2 separate regions of the Homo sapiens genome follow, and region 1 is linked to region 2. Evidence: chromatin contacts called from ENCODE Hi-C or POLR2A ChIA-PET data. All regions are on one chromosome and are shown on one strand. Each heading gives the region's core, a stretch centred on a gene start or an enhancer-like site at or near the end of the contact. The rest is flanking DNA. Distances are from core to core; before and after follow the strand shown.

What was found. A loop is a pair of places that touch in the nucleus more often than their neighbours do. ChIA-PET counts read pairs that join two places held with the same protein, here RNA polymerase II (POLR2A). Pooled maps may share reads with other maps.
Region 1: a loop to region 2 is called in a map of heart right ventricle, with 3 times the contacts of the local background. The contact joins the enhancer-like site here to the promoter of PRKX-AS1 in region 2. A Hi-C loop is called at or near these places in 5 of 168 maps with a recorded cell type or tissue (CD4-positive, alpha-beta T cell, Caco-2, heart right ventricle and 2 more), 1 of 37 single-sample maps with no recorded cell type and 7 of 50 pooled maps. POLR2A ChIA-PET finds 5 or more read pairs at or near these places in 6 of 52 experiments (CD4-positive, alpha-beta T cell, OCI-LY7, T-cell and 2 more).

Annotation. Positions count from the first base shown.
Region 1 is chrX:3,695,948-3,699,428 of GRCh38, reverse strand. The region is part of intron 1 of PRKX (protein kinase cAMP-dependent X-linked catalytic subunit); the gene reads left to right. Among named protein-coding and RNA genes, the nearest start is that of PRKX, 16 kb to the left of the region's middle. Within about 2 kb of position 1,573, at least 12 of the 41 ENCODE cell types and tissues checked have a DNase peak (open chromatin) inside an H3K27ac peak, as active enhancers do; they include heart right ventricle, where a contact is called at or near this core.
Region 2 is chrX:3,657,706-3,661,514 of GRCh38, reverse strand. It overlaps PRKX-AS1 (PRKX antisense RNA 1), which reads right to left and starts at 2,028. Exons shown (of 3, transcript NR_046643.1): 1 at 1,977-2,028. The region is part of intron 2 of PRKX (protein kinase cAMP-dependent X-linked catalytic subunit); the gene reads left to right.

The DNA of each region.
Region 1 (3,481 bases), core at 324-2,823, 38 kb before region 2:
GTGAGCTGAGATTGTGCCACTGCACTCCAGCCTGGGTGACAGAGTGAGACTCCACCTCAAAAAAAGAAAAGAAAAAGAAAAACTTTAAAAAATGCCGGGCACGGTGGCTCCCGCCTGTAATCCCAGCACTTTGGGAGGCTGAGGTGGGTGGATTGCCTGAGCTTAGGAGTTTGAGACCAGCCTGGGCAACATGGTGAAACCCCGTCTCTCCTAAAATGCAAAAAATTAGCCGGGCGTAGTGGTGCACGCCTGTAGTCCCAGCTGCTTGGGAAGCTGAGGCAGGAGAATTGCTTGAACCTGGGAGGCAGAGATTGCAGTGAACCGAGATGGTGCCGCTGTACTCCAGCCTGGGCGACAGAGTGACACTCTGTCTCAAAAAAAAAAATAAAATAAAAATTAGCTGGGCGTGGTGGCACACATCTGTGACAGAGCGAGACTCCATCTCAAAAAAAAAAAAAAAAGAATTTTGGAAGTTGTGGGATGGTGGGCGAGTGTGTGGTCTGGGATAGATTCTCCACCTCTCTAAAAGTGAAAACCTGGTTGGGTGGGGTGGCTCACATCTGTAATCCCAGCACTTTGGGAAGCTGAGGTGGGCGGATCACTTGAAGTCAGGAGTTTGAGACCAGCCTGGCCAACATGGTGAAACTCTGTCTCTACCAAAACTACAAAAATTAGCCGGGTGTGTGGTGGCGGGCATCTGTAATCCCAGCTACTCGGGAGGCTGAGACACGAAAATCGCTTCAACCCGGAAGGCGGAGGTTGCAGTGAGCCGAGATCACACCACTGTGTATGCCACTGCACTCCAGCCTGAGCGGCAGTGAGACCCTGTCTCAAAAAATACACACACACACAAAAACAAAAAACAAAACACATGTAGAAAAAACCACAAAGACAAAAACAAAACAACAACAACAACAACAAAAAGTGAAAACCTACTTCTTTTTCTGGACACGGTGGCTCATGCCTGTAATTGCACCATTTTGGGAGGCCGAGGTGGGAGGATCACTCTCACCTTTCAAGGCCCAGGAGTTCGAGACCAGCCTGGGCAACACAGCAAAACCCCATCTCTCTAAAAATAAAAAAGAGAAAAAGAGAAAAATTGCTTCTTTCTATGTAGTTGGTGAGTTTTTTCAGTAGGATGCTTTGCATTTCTTCCTGCGTCTGTGGCTCTGTGGTATGCCAGCATATACGATAGTCACTACAAGATCCGTAGTTGTACACCCAGCCATACGCATCACAGGTTTTTGGCTGATTTCATGACAACGCTTAAGGCTGCTGAAAACACTCTAATTCTTTGGATGTTGGCAAATGTTCAGATGAAACTAAGCGGCTGGCCCACCCACCTGCTCAGGAAAGAATGGCCGCATTGTGTGGGAAAGGAATCCTCTGTTCCCTAGCTGGCTGCCTGGTGTTCTTGTTGAGTGAGCAGAACAGAGAGTGCCCCTGGGTAGACCTGTGTGTGCTCCAAAAGGCGATTTTGTCAATTGTTCCCTTGGGATGCCCTTGTTCCAGAAAGCATGTTCTGTGTGACTCTCAGCTGGGGTTCCCAGACTGTGTAAAGAAAACATGGTGATTCATGGCTGTGTGCGGTTGCCCATGCCTGTCATCCCAGCATTTTGCGCGGCCGAGGCGGGAGGACTGCTTGAGCCTGGGAGGTCAACGCCAGCCTAGGCGACACAGTAAGAACCTGTCTCTACAAAAACAAAAACAAAAAAGTGTAGCCGGGCATGGCGACGAGCACCTGTGGTCCCAGCTACTCAGGAGGCTGACGCAGGACGATCGCCTGAGCCTGGAAGTTGGAACTGCAGTGAGCCATAATCACACCACTCTACTCCAGCCTGGGTGACAGAGTGAGACCGCATCTTAAAAAAAAAAGAAAAAAAAAAGGACATTGTGATTAATGAAAACAAACATTGCCTGGTGATAAGGAAAGTAAGAAGTAGGATTGTTCTCAGATTAGTGACCCAGGAGATAAAGGAGTAACAGAGTGTGCAGGAAGCAGGTCTCCAATTTAATAGCAGGATGGTGAAGATAGAGCAAGTGACTTCTTTCTATTTTTTTTAGAAACTGGGTGTTGCTTTGTCACCCAGGCTGGAGTGCAGTGGCGTAATCATAGCTGACTGCAGCCTTCACCTCCTGGGCTCAAGCAGTCCTCGTGCCGCGCCTTCCCGAGTAGCTGAGACTACAGGCACATACCACCATACTTGGTTAATTTTTTGTATTTTTAGTAGACATGGGGGTGTGGGGATGGTTTGCCGTATTATCCAAGCTGGTCTCAGACTTCTGGCCTCAAATAATCCTCCTGCCTCGGCCTCCCAAAGTGTTGGGATTACAGGCATGAGCCACTGTGCCTGGTGAGTAGGTAGCTTTTTGTTTGTTTGTCTGTTTGTTTGTTCTGTTTGTTTGTTTTTGAGACAGTCTTGCTCTGTCGCCCAGGCTGGAGTGCAGTGATGCAATCTTGGCTCACCCCAACCTCCACCTCCCGGGTTCAAGTGATTCTCGTGCCTCAGCCTCTCAAGTAGGTGGGATTACAGGCACATGCCACCATGCTTGGCTATTTTTTGTTTTTTTAGTAGGGACAGAGTTTTGCCTTGTTGGCCAGGCTGGTCTCAAACTCCTGACCTCAAGTGATCCGCCTCCCTCGGCCTCCCGAAGAGCTGGGATTACAGTTGTGAGCCACCGCGTCCAGCCAAACAAAAAAAAGTCTGTCTTATAAAGAAGATCCCTAATTTATGATGATTCCATTTATGATGGTTTGAGTTATGGTAGTTTGAGTTAGGATAGTTCGATTGAAGATTTTTTGATTTTACGATGGTGAGAAAGACACAGTCCGTGGAACCCGCGCTTCGAGTACCCATGCAACTGTTCTGTTTTTAACTTGCAGTGCAGTATTCAGTAAATTACATGAGGCATTCAATACTTGATTGTAAACTAGGCTTCACGTTAGGTGATTTTGCCCAGTTGTAGGCTAATGTAAATGTTGCGAGCACGTTTAGGGCAGGCTGGGCTAAGCTGTGATGTTCGTAAGTTAGGTGTATTCGATGCATTTTTGACTTACCATATTTTCAACTTACAAAGGGTTTATGGGGTGTAATGTCATCATTGTAAGTTGAGGAGTGTCTGTATCATAGACTGGGGGGCTTAAACAGACATTTATTGCTCCCAGTTCTGGAGGCTGGGAGTCACAGATCAAGGCGTGGCACATTCGGTGTCTGGTGAGGGCTTCCTGGTTCATAGACGGCGCCTTCTCACTGTGTCCTCACATGGTGGAAAGGGTGAGGGAGCTCTCTAGGGTCCCTTTAATAAGGACATTGATCCCATTCATGAGGCTCCACCCTCATGACCTCAACACCTCCCAAAGGCCCCACCTGCTAACATCATCACCTTGGGGATGAGGATTCAACACGGGAATTTTGGGAGGATGCAAGCTTTCACCAGTAGGGTTTTCTTTGTAAAGAAATAGAAGGAAATGAAAAGGCAG
Region 2 (3,809 bases), core at 779-3,278:
CTGCCTCAGCCTCTTAAGTACCTGGGACTACAGGCCTGCACAACCACACCTAGCTAATCTTTTTATTTTTTGCAGAGACAGAGTCTCCCTATTTTGCCCAGGCTAGTCTCAAACTCTTGGTCTCAAGTGATCCTCCTGCCTCAGTTTCCCAAAGTGCTGGGATTACAGGTGTGAGCCACCACACTCGCCTGCAAAGTCTTACTGATAAAAGATTTGAAGGAAGGATGTGTCAGAGAACTTCTTTTTTCTTATAATATTTACTTAATCTTATTGGTTTGGGGAAGGGCAAGAGAATCCCAGTTATCTAGATTTTTCTTTTTCTTAAAGGAGTATGTTTTTACTTGCTAACTCTCTTTGTAAACTGTTACTTCTTAAAGATGCTGAAGGGTGATCCCGCATTAGTGTATAGGTAAAAATGATGTCTCCATTTCATATATACTGATAAGGTGACTTTATTAAGCCTTGTGGTTTGTTGATGTTGATTTTACTGAGACACTTGTGGAACAGATGTATTTTCATACAACCTTACACATCTCAGTAGTTTTCCCCACTCGTGCAGTAACTTTTTCTCCCCTGCTTTCTCTCCTCCTCTCCCCACCTCTTCTTCCTTCCCCTCCTCTCCTCGTCCCTTCCCTCCTCTTCTCATTTGATACAAAGCCCTAACTCTCTTCCTCTACAGATCATCCTACCCATGGTTGAAATTGCAACTTCCCCTGCAAGCCAAGTGACCGAACCTGAGATGTTTGTATTGTCAGGGCTTGCGTATTCTACATGCCTGTGTAATCCTCAAAGTTCTTTCATTCCTTGCTTCTAACCTACCCAAATCCTTCTAATCTCCCACCATGGTTAATTATCTCTGATGCTCCTGAAAGGTGACCTGCTGCTACATTGTGACAAGGTGATGCATTATTCTTAAGAGGATCTGTGCAGATTATTATCCCAGAGTGAGGTAGATGGGGGAGGATACAGGATATATCCAAAAATGTGTTGCAAGCTAATTGATAGAGAGAGAGAGAGTGTGTTTGTATGTGTGTGTGTAAGCATGCGTCCATCTTTTTCTTACATATTTGAGCCATAGGGAAGTAGAGCCATGTATATTCTCTTCAACCAAATTAACAGTTGTAGACAGTGGTCTTGCTATTGCTTTGACTATTAATGGTATTTTCAAGAGCTCAGTGTTACCCCCAAATGTTCAGTATCACACCTTGGCTGGTCAGTCGTAGCTAAATTTTCCTTCCACCTTGCGCCCTGAAGAAATTTAGAAAGTCACCAGCTGACACAGAAGTTTATTGTAAAAGTTCACTAGTACGATAGTATTTGGACCTTGGAAAATATTTCCCCACCAGAACAGTGAAATCATGAAATCATGGTTGTCTTCTAAGCTCATCCACAAAAGTACAGTTTGACTGTCATGCATTTGAGATGCCATGTGCTTAATCACGAAATATTACTGAGAGGAACACTCTTGCCCAACCAATAACGGTGCAAAGCAGAAAAACAGGGCATTTAGCTGGGAGAAAATGAGTCGAGATGTCAGTGATAAGATGGAAGGAATGTGGGTATGTGCTGGGTCTTTTAGAACTCCAGCAGATTGCTCTGGAAAACAGCCACTACATACCAAAAGTAGCCGGTCATGGTGGCATGCGCCTGTAATCCCAGCTACTCGGGAGGCTGAGGCGGGAGAATCACTTGAACTCGGGAGGCGGAGGTTGCAGTGAGCCAAGATCGTGCCATTGCACTCCAAGCCTGGGTGACAGAGCAAGACTGTCTCAAAAAAAAAAAAAACAAAAAAAAAAACAAAAAAAACACCACTCCAACAAAATACTTCTCCTTCCTCATATAGTGTCCCTGCTTCCCTTTATGCCTCAAGACCACACATTTTGAACTTGCTGAGCTATAAGAAGTGAATGGAGAGGTGGGACACAGGTGCACAGCCTTCAGTAACTGAAGGAAAAAAAACAGAAGAAATGTCTAACCCTGAGCTTCCTGAGCTCCCTTCAGCCACCCAGCTGCTGAGGGGCAGGAATCCAGCAGCAAGGTGGAGAGCAGAAGGCATTCCTGCAACCTGTATGTGTGGGTCATTAGTCCCCCACCTCCAGCATCATTGCAGAATCTGCAAATTTAAAAGTGCGTTAGGTAAGAGCCTTTTTTATAAGAGGCCCATATTTTTGCTAATACATAAAAACATTGTGATTAGTCAAATAAATGTTCATTTAAAATTCACAGTAGCATGTGTCTATTTTTTTTTTTTTTTCCTTTTAGAAATGAGGTCTTGCTCTGTCACCCAGGTTGGAGTACAGTGATGTTGTGATCATAGCTCACTGCAGCCTCCAATTCCTGGGCTCAAATGATCTTCCCACCTCAGCCTCCCGAATTGCTGGGATGCCACCATGCCTGGCTGATTCTTTTATTGTAGAGACGGGATCTTGCTGTGCTGCTCATGCTGCTTTCCAACACCTGGCCTCAAGTGATCCTCCTGCCTTGGCTTCCCAAAGTGCTGGAATGACAGGCATTGAGCCGCCGTGCCCAGCCTATGATTTTTCTTAGCATTAATCTCTGTGTCATTGCAAGCTGTCTCCCACGTCCTTGCCTTCATTCTACATTGTTTTGGTGGAATGGCCTGTGCTAGCAGACAAGACCATCCGGTCGACCTTGAGCATCCTTCCCTGTCCTCAGGGAAGGTTTCCTGGGCCTCATTTTGTTTTCTTTGTATACCAGCGGGGTGCAGCTCATTTGAATGAGCTTGCAGGGGAGCATCTGTGATAGCATCATGATCAGATGAGACAAAACTGGCACGGGTCCTGGTCATGGTTGAAGACCTTTATGCTCCTGATTCTATTGGGTGTCTTCTACTGGTGAAGGCTCATGTGCTCATGGGAACACGGGCATGCTGGTGTCTTCCGAGTCCTCTCCAAAAACAAAGCCCAGGTCAGGTACAGTGGCTCACGTTTGTAATCCCAGCACTTCGGGAGGATGAGGCGGGAGGATTGCTGGAGCCCTGGAGTTCAAAACCAGCCTGGGCAACACAGTGAGACCCTGTCTCTACAAATAACAGTAAATAAAAATTAGCCAGGCATGGTGGCATGCACCTGTAGTCCTAGCTACTTGGGAGGCTGAGGTGAGAGGATTGCTCGAGCCCGGGAAGTTGAGGCTGCATGAGCCTTACCTGCACCACTGCACTCCAGCCTGGCAGACAGAATAAGAACCTGTTTCAGAAACAAACAGACCGGGCACGGTGGCTCATGCCTGTAATCCCAGCATTTCTGGAGGCCGAGGCGGGTGGATCGCCTGAGGTCAGGAGTTCGAGACCGGCCTGGCCAACATGGTGAAGCCCCATCTCTACTAAAAATACAAAAATTAGCTGGGCGTGGTGGTGGGCGCCTATAATCCCAACTACTTGGGAGGCTGAGGCAGGAGAATCGCTTGCACCCAGGAGGCGGAGGTTGCAGTGAGCCGAGATTGCACCGTTGCACTCCAGCCTGGGCAACAAGAGCAAAACTCTCTGAAAAACAAACAAACAAAAATCCCAAAGCCCTTAGTTCCAAATCTTGCCTCATACCCCACCCGTCCCATCTTTAGGTGAAAACGTTCTTTCATTATCAGTGCGTATCTCTCCAAACTGTATTTGTAACTTGTGCTGAGATGTTGAATGCACAGACGCACCTCAGTATCTTCTGTTCCTTCTTTCATCCCTACCCCCACCTTCCTCAATCTCTCATTGCTGCGTTTTCTTCCATTAATCAACACCTTTGTAAGGAGAAGCACCTCAGGCAAGCTCCCACAAGCAAGTGCTTCGAAATACTTCATTT